Linked DNA regions of Homo sapiens: regions 2 and 3 are each linked to region 1. A link is a contact called in ENCODE Hi-C or POLR2A ChIA-PET data. All regions are on one chromosome and are shown on one strand. The core of a region is the stretch at or near the end of the contact, and the rest is flanking DNA. Distances in the headings are between cores, read along the strand shown.

Region 1 (4,092 bases), core at 190-2,689:
TTTGTCCCAGGACTCACAATTAGGCAGCTCCCTAAATTTATACTTCTGGAGATACCCCCAAGATATGTTATTCCTACAGTCAGAGAGATACTTAAGATTGAAAGCACGAAACTGGTTCATCGTTCACTTAAACCTATGCCCTATTGTAAGACAACCTATCACTTGTGGTGTAACATTTGTGTGAATCAGAAAAAGGCAGATACAGCCCTGCACCAGGTTTGGCAATTGTGAACCAGATTTTAATCCCCGCTCTTCCCCTTGGTCGACCTGCACAGTCATACCAGGTAGCTCTGCCTAGATGTCACTTTAAAAAATAAATCTGGAAACTATTTTGTAAATTGCAAGCTTATATTACACATATTTTTTGTTGTAGAGTGTTAATTGCTTTAATAATGAAAAATCACACAGTTTTTATAACTAAGTTTTAGCATATCTTCATTTAAAAATATACCAGGACTATTAAAAAAAATGGAAGTGGGCTTGGTCTCTCGCTCTCTCTTTCTCTCTCGCTTCACCTTTGAGAAGGCCCAGCCAAGGAAGAGCAGGGAAGGAGGCTGGAGCTGGAGGCTTGCAGGCTTGACACCTTCCACTCCAAATATTGGAGATAACTGAGGCTGCCTGTCATCTCTAATAATTTTTCCTCCAGGAAATGTCATTGCTTCATTGCATTGCAAGAAAATGATGTCATAGTATAGGGCCCTGATCCGTTTCCTGACTTTTAACCTGAGTCTCATAACCTTTTTCAACTGTACTGAACCCAGAGAAAATGAAACACATCGAAATGCGAAGACCAGCACATCTCATAAAGGCCTTTGAGGCCCCAGGGTGGGGTTAACTTATGCGTATATATTAATGATCAAAATACAGTCTTGTTTGGGTGTCACATCCTGGTTATGGCATGGACCCAGTACCTAGGAAATGGAAAGGAAATAGGCTTCAGGATGTGTCTGTAATTTCTTGGCAGAAACCCTTCCTCTTCCTATATTGGGTTTAATTAGTAGTGACAATGTTAAATTTAATTAGGATGTCTTGCTTGTGTTTTCTTCTGTTGGTGGTTTTTGTTGTTAAACTCCCTGTGAAAATCAAGAATGGTCCCTGAACTGATATTTGAAATCTTACATGCTGCATTTGTGTCTCCACATCTTAGGACTGGTTACAAGCCCAGCCCAAATGACATTATGGAGCTATTTCCTGGAATGTCAAGGGCTGAAATTGCCCTGTCAAGAATGAGTCTGTTCTTTCAGGGATTTCAGAAAGCAAGGGCTCAAATTGCATTCTTGCTCTGTTATTATAAGTTTTTCCTGGCAGGAAACCACTGGGTCTCAGAAAATTTGCATATATCCAATGAGAGTGATCTACTGTTCTATGGAGGTTTTCAAGATTGCATGACAACACCGTGGAAGAATCTCATATGGGAAAAGGGGATTTTTTTCCCCCTTTCCCTAAGCCCCATTTTAAATAGTTTCCTTCCCGCAAGCTGATGTGTCCACATTCAAAGAGTTATAAGTAACCCAGCCCATTTTCCTGCCTTGGCCTCTGCCACTGGTTCTATAATATCAACAGCCACACAAAACTGGAAGCAGGTTGTTTAAAGTAAAGATGCTTATTCCTTCCAGTCTGTGAAACAGACTTTTGTGGCATATGAAGGCAAGAAATAACCTTTTAGTTCTCCCAGGCAAGGGCACAGCAAAATGACTCTTCATTTCTTGTTAACTGTAAGGGCAAGAAATACCCCCACATATTTCATGATATCTGAATATAATTTTTAATGTTATACCTGGGATTTCGGTTAACCTAAAAGACATGGTACTGGACTACTTCACTTGGTACCATAAAAGTTTTGTATCTGTTTGTACTCCTCAGAATTGTGTACAAAAATATTAAAGTAATTCAGATAATATACTGACACATTTGAAGTCCCTACTTGTGTAATCACCAGACCCAGGACTAGATATTTTATTGCTCCATTAAAGTGACAAATAAACATGTGTTGACTGAAGAGCCAGGGGCTGGGAGGCACTTACAGGACTTCCAGACACCAATCACAGGACTTCCTTTTATGTCACAGGAATCCAGTGAAGAATGACTCAAGTAACTGCATCATGCTCACATTATTTGAGCATTCGTACCCATTATTGGGTGTTCTGGTTATTTATTTGCTTATATTTGCTTTCTTATTTATATCCCACTCTGTTCTGAAGAAATTTAAGGTGACCACTGGGCATTTTATCAAGAATTGGAGCTCAGGCTGCTAAGGCATCAATTGTAGGACCAGCTGTGTGCCTTTGAACATGTCACTTAGCCTCTCTGAATATCGGATTTTTCATCTGTAAAATGAAGGTATTTAACAGTTTCATGTCTAGAGTGTTATATGTAAACTTTTTTCTCAACTTGTTAATTATCAAACGCATGGACTCTATGTAGACTGTTACTCAAAGGCATCCAATAAATGCGTTGCATGACTCTATAACACTACACGCCGATTTTGAGTGCTCACAGTATGTTGGATTTTCTGCTCTGTGCTTTACCTATGGGGTATCATTGAATTCTGTCAGCACGCCTGTGAATTAGCTGCCCCCATCAGCTCCATCTGACCAGGAGAAAACTGAGGGGTTGCCCTAAGATCACAGAGGGCCAGGATCTGGGTTTCTGGGCCAGGGGTTCCTCATTCCAAAGCCCCACCCACTTTCTACTATAGGACATCTGTGCATCCCAGACTTTAGTGTGCATCATTGTCATCTGGAGTTCAACTTCCTAAACCAGATTGATGAGACCCAAGCCCACACTTTCCAGTTCATGCAAGTTCCCAGGTGATGCCGATGCTGCTGGTCTGGGGACCACAATCTGAGAACCACTGCATTATGCTATAAAGAACTACAGTTGCAGGACCAAGACATAAAGAATGTAAGAAGCAGATCTCTAACCAAATGAAGAAAGAACCTGGACATTTCGAGCTACTTAATAGCTGAATGGGTTGCCTCTTGGGAATGGCTGAACTGTAAGGGGCATATAGACCTTGGGACATTTGATGAGAAGTTGGCCTAACGGACCTTGAAGGTGCCTTCTAACTATTAAACTGTCATGAGTGCCAAAGACAAGAGACAGAGAGTCTAGGAGGGAGGGTCACACTCCCTATGCAGAAGGCCCTTCTCATTACGGCACAATTCAGTGTTTTAACTGTGCTTTGAAGATTTTGAGTCACTTTGGTAATGGCAATGAAGAAAAGCTGAGAAAAACGTTTCCTCAATTTAGGTAATACGGAATTACAGTTTAATGAAACACCACACAAGGAACAAGAGAAACTTCAAGACAACATTCATTCACTGTAAATTTATATTTCGAATTTTAAAATTTCTATAACGATAATAATATAATTTCAATTTTTATGTCATAATATATAAATCAGAAAAAAGTTAATTTTAAAAGGCTAACATGTAAAACTATTTAAATTTTTATTTTATAAGGACATAGAGGGAAAGAGTTTAAAGATCAAAATTATTTTGTAAATATTTCAAAATAAAGATCACATATAAGGCAAATTTAGGAGGAACACTGCTCCAAATTTACTGTCCATTCTTTTGACCCCAGGAAGAAAAAAAGAGACGTGTTTATTTCTATAGTTTATCAAAGAAAAGAAAGTGTCTCTTCTGACATTTAATTTAGCCTTTTTTTTAATGTCATAGGAACCCAGGGAAGGATGACTCAGACAACTGCATCATGGTCCTACTTAAGGATTTAAGAGGAATCAACAGAGAACAAAATTGGTGGTAGTGGTGACAGGGGGTGGCAGAAAGATATAAAAAAGAAATACATGTGTAATGAAATAATCTGGCATAATCATAAAACAGGAAAAGCCATCACTTTCGTGGATGCGCCTGTCTAAGGAAGCGGGAAAGCTCTCTGTTGAATACTCTTGTTGGTCATTTGCTGTTAGTTTTGTCTGGTTTGGATTGGGTTGGAGGTTTTCAAAAATTAACAGAAGGTTAAAGGGCACTATGCAAATTCTTTGATAGGGAGCCAAGAATTTAAATTTCATTAGGAGTGAGGGGGAGGAATATTTCTTGAGCACCTATCAATTGTATGCCCTGTGTC
Region 2 (4,669 bases), core at 1,643-4,142, 280 kb before region 1:
TGAGAAAAAGGAGAGAGGACAGGATGCCAAACAAATGACAGCCTTAGTTCTATTGCTCAAAACAATTTTATTTGTTTATGCAATTGATGATGGCAAAACACATGAGATTAATAAAAACTTTTTTTAATAAGGCAAAGAGACTTGTGAGGCTTTGTGAGGGCTCTGAAGTTTCATTTAAACAAAGAGTCTCCTGAAAATCTGTAATGCAGAAATTATCTCATTACCATCACACAAAAGAATGATCACCCCCCACTGACATGGCCTCCTACTCGCAGTTGTATTTGAAGAATACATTTACCAAAACCATTTAGAAAAAGAGTCTCTGGGCAATTTTTTTTCTTTTTCCAGTATAAGTTGAGGAAAAAAGCATATAGTTACATATACAGCTCTTCTGCCACTGCAACGGATTAACAGATAAGGCTGTTTCTCCCCTTCTAGTCCCGGACCAAGTACAAATCCAGCCTACAACAGTAACAACAAAATACCATAAATGATGTGGGTAACTTTCTAATTCCACCAAGGCATGGTTCAAGAAAATCAGAGCCTCTTTAAAGGAAATCAAGTGACTTTACTGAAAATGGAAATAGGCCTATTACATATTTAATATCCCATCCTCTCCATTCACTCCTATTTTGCTCTCTTTTCTTACAAAATTGTTTGCCCTGGGCAGAGGCTTCTGTTGACTGAGTTAGAGGCGAGCAATAGGAGAAAATGGCTTCCAGGAAAGGGGAAAACACTGGAAAACCTGGCCAATGTAAATGATTTCCAAAATCTGTTTGTAATCACAAGTCCACCTACCTACTAGACTTGAGGCTATGCAGGAAAGTCAGTGCTGAACCAGGAATGAGGTCAGTATGACAGACCTGAATCTGCCTTGGTTCTGTTCCATAATCTAGGCTGAACAATCCAGAAAACAAATGCAAGTGAATTGTGTAGACAACTGACACACCAGGAACTAAGGGTTACACCATATACCAAAACTCATCCAACAATCAGATTGGGATGCCACAGCTGTAAAGAGAATCAGGGAATCAAACTGCTTTCCTATCTCCAAAGAAGAATCCTCCACGAGAGGGACTTACTGAAGCTTAAACAAAGAAAACTGAGAAAGATTTTCCACTATCTAAGTCAGACAGTCTCCACATTCTCCCTATGACTTTGGCTGGGTATTTGAGGATCATCTTTGACTAAGTTCTCTTGGTAATTTTCCATATCCAGTTTCTGTAACTTAAAAACTTAACCATACTTTAAAATGCTAAGGGCTCTTCCTTTCAAAGCTTCCCTCCATCTCCAATCCTACTGCCGCCCCCCAGTGACCTCACACCTAGACTAATGAAACCACCTGGGCTGTTCTCTGTGGTTTCCAGCTCTGACCTACAAACACATAGAGTACATCACCAGCCCCCGACTTGTCCCACCAGCACCCCACTTGTTCCCACGCAGGGTGGGAAGCCATTACAGCAGCTCCTGGAGAGATCACGAAGGCTCAAAAGCAGGAGACAGATTAAAGTTATAAAACTTTTATTCCCAGGCACCTTGAAAGTTATCATAATGACCTAACACCGTGACCCTACCAAAGGTAAAATTCCCTCACCTATAAAATTAAGGTTGTAGATTTCATCAGTGGTTTCTCAATTAAGTATGCGGGAGTGTGGAATGGTCAGGGGAAGAGTTTCCAGGGCCACTACTAAAAGAAAGATGAGCAGCTGGGCTCCGGCCTCTCTGCCCTCAGTCAGCTCCACCTGCACGTTTTGTACAGTGGGCTTTCAGGTGGGAGTAACTGAAGACAAAGTTCTACGATCACTTCTTAGAAGAAACCATAGCCTGGGCACGGTGGCTCATGACTGTAATCCCAGCACTTTGGGAGGCGGAGGACGGCGGATCACGAGGTCAGGACCATCCTGGCCAACATGGTGAAACCCCGTCTCTACTAAAAATACAAAAATTAGCTGGGCATGGTGGCACGCACCTGTAGTCCCAGCTACTCGGGAGGCTGAGGCAGGAGAATGGCTTGAACCCAGAAGGTGGAGGTTGCAGTGCACCAAGATTGCAACATTGCACTCCAGCCTGGTGACAGAGCAAGACTCTGTCTCAAAAAAAAAGAAACCATTAACGGTCTCGATCAGATTACAATTAAAGTCCCATCTCACTCTAAAATTCTGTGATACTATGACTTTTGGGGGGCCTATTAGAAGACAGTAACAAGGAGCTGTCCTGGATGCCTTCAAATAAGCAAACTCAAAAAATATTCAGTAGTGGCTGAAACAAGCGCTTATCGAGCATCAAGCGGGAAGCTGACAGCACTGAAGGGAAAACTAGGCCACAGGATTTGCTCCTGAGCAGTTTCTCAGAGTCCTTTTCTCCAGTTCCTACCAAGTTGAGGGAACTTTTTCCACCAAGACACAAACTCTAGTCTTTTGGTTTAGGTTTTTGTTTCTTTACTACCTGTCTGCAGGATAGGGCTAAGAGCTCACATCGCCACCAACCTGTGCAACAGTGTGGCTGTGAAGGCTGCAGTCCAGTCTGGCCTCCTCAAAGCATCCTCTCAGATGTTTGAGACAGACTGGGGCTTACCCCAGAAGGTAACTCCTGCTGATAAGAAATCCTTCCTAGGGCCAAACAAATCACTGTTTGACTCTTGAGGCATTCTTCACTCCTGTTTTTCTTCCTCCTCCTTCCTTCCTATAAGAAAGGTGTCTTTTAAGTATATCTACCAGGAAACCTGAATAGTTAGGCGCTTTCCCCTCTGAATTTGTTCCGTATCCCGCTGGTGATTCATGCCCCCAGCCTGCTCCTTCCTCAGTACACTGAGGTGGCTCTGTTCTGCTCAGTTGTGGGAGGCCACGTCAGCAGGAAACAGCACTGGCTGCCAGGTCACATTCAAGACAGTCTGGAGCAAGGCAGCGTGCAGCACATGCAGGACAGAGGCCGCCTCTGTGGTTTCTCCCAAGTGCAGGGAGCACTCGGCTTGGAAAAAAAGGCTGGCCTCTGAGCACTACAGCAACACCAGCTCAGGGGAGACACAGAATACTATCTTTGAGACTTTCCCCGTTTTTCAATGTTCCCCAGATATTCCCAGCTCTAGAGTTATTATTTTCTCTTCTTCTCCTTTTCTTAGAGGGCTTACTGTACTGTATCCAAATTCACATTTGGAAAAGGCTGCCACAAGCCAAATCAAACTTCATCGTGGCTTTCTGGCTCCCAAGCCCGACAGAGGAAATTCTGCACACCCCATCAACCAATCTCAGCGGTCCCGACACCCATGAGTCAGGATGGAAAACCTGACCCAGGGGCCGACACAGAAAAGTGGTCACTACAGGCCTTTTTCCTTCTAAACACATACGGTAAACACAGTAAACAAAGAAGCCATGCCAGATGTCATCATAATACCTCACAGGATGGATTCACGACAAGCAGCAAATGAATTGTTCTGTGCAAAGAGACAATGACAATACCACATTTCACGTAGCTGGCCCAGTGAGTCCAAAATCAATCCTCATGTAAACCAACATGATTAAGGGGAAAGAGCTGAAATAGCAGGGCTCCTAGGCACCTGGATTCCTAAGCATTTAATTTGTTGCAAATTTCAAACAGGGGTCCCGTGAAAAGAAGAAGTGTGATTTTTTTCAGAAACTTTGTAAGTTGAGCACGTTCCCCTCTGCTATCAGGGGAAGGGCTCTTAAAAGACAGCCCCAATGTCAAAACCTTCTCTCCAAAAATACCAGGTTTGAAGAAAAAAAAAAAAAAAAGCCCTTCCCATGGAGAATGTGAGTGGCAGAAACAGGAGAAAAAACAGGAAACAGGAGGTGAAGACAGGGAGTAGTTGAGGACATGAAGGGTACGGAGAATGGGCAATGGATGGAGAACGGACAGGAAGCAATGCAACACACCCGTGGAAACACAGCAAAGGCAGTCTGATTCTGATCCTGATTCTGACAATTTTGCCAGGCACTGCGCTACTACTTAGAAGGCGTTAAGTACCCCATACATACACACAGAAACCCAAATGCAAAAGGAGTGGGGAGTGAAGGGGTGAGGCTTCTAAGAGAGGTCTACAGCAATATGGGCATGAAGAGTGAGCCAGTAAAGGGAGAAAACCACACAGAGCCAGGAGGCCACCTATGGCTGCAAAACCAGCGATTTTTGTGAAGAGGAATTGGCAGCCAAAACAAACCGAAATGTTATATAGGTACTTAGAGAGTTGGTGATGTAAAAGGTATTCCTTTTTATTTCCAGTCATTTGTGAACATGAAGAAGCCTGACAGACCCTCTAAAGTGAGCGGCCAATTCATCAAACCTGGTGATCAGACAGGGACTGAGTATCCACAAGTGGATATCACCAGCTCCTCTACTGATGGGGAGAATGAAAATATTAGATTCTGCTACCTTTTAACTTACTGAAAACCAGAGAAATACAGTAAGCCCTCACATAACGTCATCCACAGGTTCCTGGAAGCTGCAACTTTGAGTGAAATAACGCATAACCGTTTTTCCCCTCATCAATGCTGTAACAAATCCACATCGAAGGAAACAACGCAACTCAAGGACCTGTTATATGTTTCACTTACAGTTTCCAAGAACCTATCCACAACATTACATGAGGACTTAGGGTATTTCAAGTTTAATTAGCTACCGCAGGTTTTAAATAAATATACATTTTCATGGAAGA
Region 3 (4,653 bases), core at 2,117-4,616, 420 kb before region 1:
GATTAAGGTATGATCTTTGGCCTCGAGGAGCCCCAACCTGTTGAAGAGAGACAGGCACATGAGGGGCCTCATGGCAGATATACTGAACACAGAGGGACTCTTAAGTGTTCTGAGACTGATTCTGGACAGGTTCCTGTACCGTCTGCACTGTCAGATTCAACCACTCTTCTTTGTACTCTTGCCTATTTTCCATCCCTGCATTTGGTGCATATTCCATTACACAGAGCATTACTTGGTTATTTGTGTGTTGTTTCTCTACCTAGATTTTAAGACAGCATTTCCAACATACAACAGTATATCTGCTCAATTCCTTCACATACCATTAATGAGTAATCCTGAGGTATTGGGTATCATATTTTATTTTTAACGTGGGAGATAATTTGTTACAAAGAGTTTGGTTTCTTGGAAAAAAAGGAGGCTCATTAGGTACTGGAAAACACTCAGCCAAGGTGATAAGTGGCTGCTTTGCACCCAAGAACACAGAAGACAGTAACACTGATTCCATGAATGGTGGTGTGAAATAACCATGTCTCAAAATAGCTCAGTCAAATGCCAACGTTCTAGATACCAAACAAATATCCATGAAGTCACATCCCTTTAAACTCTACCTTTTATGTCAGCTATGACAACTTTACTTTTTTCCCTTAGGACTTGGTTAAATTATTATTTACCTGAACAGAGAAATACAACACTTGAAGCATCAACTAAAATAACATTCACTTTTTCCCTAGAGTCCCTAAGCAAGCCTTCAGGATGTACACTGTCATCAGCATGCAATGCAGGTGTTTGTGGAAATACATTCTTCCAATGTGCCAGCCTATCAGAAATGCAGTTTGAGAACTCAGCATCATTCTCAAAGGAAAGCGGTTTCTGTGAATTCTTTCCTTGAGCTAAGCAGCCTGACACCCAGATCATGATGATGTTCTGGGGCCAAATCCTTCTTGTCCTCCTGCTCTCTCCCTTTCACTGACTCTTGGCCCGAGGTTTCCCTTGTTTAGGCAATGGAATGAGGAGAAAAAGATCACTTAGTCTCCATTAGGACTTGGAACTTGTTTCCACTTAAGGCTGATTCCAGAAACTGACATGCTGTCTTTCAAGAGAATGTCACTTGAAGGTGAATTCTCAGCACTAGACATATTTACTCCAAGTGTCCTGGGAGGTAATGCCTTAATGAGAGATTTGGAACTCTAGGAACTCTATCTAGGTTCATGCCGATTTCAGAGCAACAACACTCATATATGACCTTCACATTGCAAGTCTGCCTGTGCTGAAACTTTCTTGCCAGCAGTGACCAACAAGCTTAACTAGGGCACGGCTAATCTGATCATCACAGTGATCACCATGGCTGTTTGTTCCCCTCACCCCTCAAAAAAGTTTAGAAGCCATAAAACTGACTTCCTGATATTTAATTAACCTACCGTAACTAGAAAGTCAATCTCCTTTGTAATGGTGATAAAAGGGGTAATTTGTAGTTATAAAATTATTGGACGAGGTGCAATCTGACATTTGTTTCTGCAATAGTAATATAAAGGGGTCTGTTGTATAGGTTACTAGTATACATTTGCATATGAATTATTTAAACTAAACTGCTTTTGAGCACCTTGAAGGACTCACAAAATTACTTCCTACTACTAAGTGGTCACATACTAATTATAAATCATTCCTGTCTATTTATTAAATGTAGATTCCAATTCAAAAGCAGTTCAATAACTGCTATAAAAGGGTCTGTTGTACAGGTTACTAGTGTAAGTCTGCATATGAATTATTTAAACTAAACTGCTTTTGAGCACCTTGAAGGACTCATAAAATTACTTCCTACTTGTAAATGGTCACATACTGATTAGAAATCACTCGTCTATTTATTAAATGTAGATTCCAACTTGAAAGCAGTTGTTCTATATGTGTGTGTATAAGGAAATTATAAAACCGCATTGTCCTGTAGCTATTTGATACGTAATCCATAGCTTGCTTTCTCCTTGCACCTTCTCTCCTGTTCATCCCAATATTTTAATACTGTTCTGTAAAATTTTCCATTTTTTTCTGATATTTTATTATTATGCAAATGATAGTACTTGGATCAGAAACACCATTTATTCTCATAGTTACTAAATTGTTTCTTTCATGTTCAAAAATATTTCCTTGTACATTGGTAGCTTCTAAATTTGCTCTGGCCTTTGGATTGAACTATGTGGGAGGCCTACTGATCTAATTAAAGAGTACACTAAGGAAATATTACCACACAAATACTGGCTTCACTTCTAAAGGATCATCATGAGAAACACCACCACAAAGGAAAATAAATGAAAAAGGAAAAGGTTAAAGAAAAAGGATACTGAAATCTAAGAATTTCACAGTCATCTGTTTTTATGATTCCTGAAGTGCTAAGAGCCGCCTATCTGCTCCCAGATGCACTACTGTTTATCTTTCAAGGGATTGCTTCTTACAGGGGAAGTGTTCCTCGCAGGTCAGTTTACTCGCTTCTGGAACCGACAAATCAATTGTTCCAACAAGCTAAACATTCGCGGATGGAAACAATGCAGAACCACAATTCCAGGTTACATTATTTATATCCTGAAAATAAACAGCCCACCAGTCTATGGGAGACTACATCTAGCACCACCACCAGAGAAGGTCAGACCACATTAGGCTCGAGATGGCTGGCTAATTCCTAAGCCACTCAGAATAATATCAGGCTTATTGCTCTGTCATGGTGGAGGCTATACCAGTGAAGTCCCCATAGCACCTAACTGTTCCAGTCCCAAGATAAATACCTAGTATACTTGTATACCATTTTAATAAAATTTAAATGAAACTAAGTATTTGGACCTTTGCAGTAGCTGGGTCTCTGAAGAGTAAAAGACTTGCTCAATTCAGGGTGCCCAAAGTCCTAGAAAGATGACTGGAATCCACAAGTTCTGCACCTAAATAAAATCATCTGCAAAACCTCAAAGCAAAATATATGCCTTTTATTTAGAGGTGCTACCAGTTGTGGCTGAAAGGAACACAAAATTAAATAATCCTTTTTACAACTGTGCTCCCAACTTTGCATGGCTCTGCTTCTTTCCCTGTCAGATGGCCTGATACCTCTTCCTTCCCATGTAAGAGCACAGAAGTTTCACTTTTGCTTAGTGATACGCTACAAACTATAAATACTGCATTCCAAGTATATAATTTACTTCTCATATAGTCCCAGGTAGTATTTCTTATCCTACCTTTCAAAGATGAGGAAACTGAGGCACAAAGAAATGATGTAACTTACCCAAGGTCACAAAGACAGGTAACAGCCAATGCAAGTCCCAACCCAGAGTGCCAGATTGCAAAGCACAGGCCTTCCCTCTAGTGGCTGCTGCCTTACACGCTGGCGGAGGCACATCCTGAGGCTGGTCAGACTTCCGGCGTTTGTGCCCCCGGCCAGAACCCAGCTACAGCCACACAGTTATTCAGCAAAGATCTATTAAGGGGTCACTATGTCCCAAGGACAGTGCTAGGTATTAGGAGCGAAAAGTTAAATAACACACAATCACAAACAAGAACTTCAGAGAGAAAAGTGGTACGAAGAGGAAAGACAGAAACTGCATAAACAACTAATTGGGCTGGAAAGAAACAGTGGACTGTCTCAGGCAATAACATTTATGAGGATCAGAAGGGGAGTGTGGTAGGTCCCCAAAGAGGTCCACATCCTAGTCCTTGGAACCTATGAATACCTTATATGGCAAAAGGGACTTTGAAGGTGTGACCAAGTTAAGGCTCTCGTGAAGGGGAGACTTAACCTGGATTATCTGGCTGGGCCCAGTAAAATCACGGGGGTCCTTATAAGTGAAAGAGGGAGGCAGGACAGTGAGAGACAGGCATGTGAGAATGGAAGCAGAAGCTGGGGGAATATGGCTGCTGACTTTGCAGACAAAGCCAAGGGATGCAGGCTGCCTTTAGAAACTGGAAAAGGCAAGAAAACAGATTTTGTCCCAAAGCCTCTAGAAAGAAATATAGCCCTGCCAACACCTTGATTACAGCCTAGCCAGAGACATTTTGGACTTTCTGGCCTCTAGACCTTTATGACAATAAATTTGTACTGTTTTACGCCATTCAATTTGTGGTAAATCATTACAGCAGCAATAGGAAACATATAGGTGGAGAGAAAGAGAAGTTGTTTTAGTCATGTGCAAAAGCAGGAGGCACGAACAAGCATGGCACTCTTCATACAAACTCCCCTTGTCTGATATGCCTTCAGCCCAGGCAACCTGGATACACTTACACTGCCATCCAGAGAACCAGACATGCAGGGTGGTTAGCACCAACCACCACCCACATGTTGGCAAAGCAACTGTGTCCAGAGACGCCCACTTCCTATCAGGTGATTTTCATCAAACTGCTTAAAAGGTAGGGTGTAGTATTTTGGCAAGTTCAAGCCTCACTGTTAAAAAGGGCATGAGATATAAATGCGGATCTACAGATCTTTCATGACTCTGGAGTGTGTAACTACTTGAGGCTTTGTTTCTACTCACCTCCAGAAAGTTTCTCAACGTGCCTTTTCCAAACCTAGAAAGATAATGTGCTGCTTATGCTACAGAATTAACAACTCCAGCTTTATAGGACTAAGGAAACTCTTCAGCTATACTGACTACGTCTGTGCCCATCTAAGCCACGCTGATATGG

The links. A loop is a pair of places that touch in the nucleus more often than their neighbours do. ChIA-PET counts read pairs that join two places held with the same protein, here RNA polymerase II (POLR2A). Pooled maps may share reads with other maps.
Region 2: a loop to region 1 is called in a pooled map, with 1.9 times the contacts of the local background. The contact joins two enhancer-like sites. A Hi-C loop is called at or near these places in 4 of 168 maps with a recorded cell type or tissue (A673, Calu3, PC-9 and 1 more) and 3 of 50 pooled maps. POLR2A ChIA-PET finds 5 or more read pairs at or near these places in 2 of 52 experiments (AG04450 and OCI-LY7).
Region 3: a loop to region 1 is called in a map with no recorded cell type, with 3 times the contacts of the local background. The contact joins two enhancer-like sites. A Hi-C loop is called at or near these places in 1 of 37 single-sample maps with no recorded cell type. POLR2A ChIA-PET finds 5 or more read pairs at or near these places in 1 of 52 experiments (activated T-cell).

What each region holds. Positions count from the first base shown.
Region 1 is chr3:171,871,723-171,875,814 of GRCh38, reverse strand. No RefSeq gene overlaps it. Among named protein-coding and RNA genes, the nearest start is that of TMEM212-AS1, 27 kb to the left of the region's middle. Within about 2 kb of position 1,439, at least 9 of the 41 ENCODE cell types and tissues checked have a DNase peak (open chromatin) inside an H3K27ac peak, as active enhancers do; they include PC-9 and endothelial cell of umbilical vein, where a contact is called at or near this core.
Region 2 is chr3:172,151,659-172,156,327 of GRCh38, reverse strand. The region is part of intron 3 of FNDC3B (fibronectin type III domain containing 3B); the gene reads right to left. Among named protein-coding and RNA genes, the nearest start is that of FNDC3B, 110 kb to the right of the region's middle. RefSeq lists enhancers at 2,953-3,042, 2,755-3,049. Within about 2 kb of position 2,892, at least 36 of the 41 ENCODE cell types and tissues checked have a DNase peak (open chromatin) inside an H3K27ac peak, as active enhancers do; they include PC-9 and endothelial cell of umbilical vein, where a contact is called at or near this core.
Region 3 is chr3:172,288,472-172,293,124 of GRCh38, reverse strand. All of the region lies in intron 7 of FNDC3B (fibronectin type III domain containing 3B), which reads right to left. Among named protein-coding and RNA genes, the nearest start is that of GHSR, 160 kb to the left of the region's middle. RefSeq lists an enhancer at 3,252-3,546. Within about 2 kb of position 3,366, at least 9 of the 41 ENCODE cell types and tissues checked have a DNase peak (open chromatin) inside an H3K27ac peak, as active enhancers do.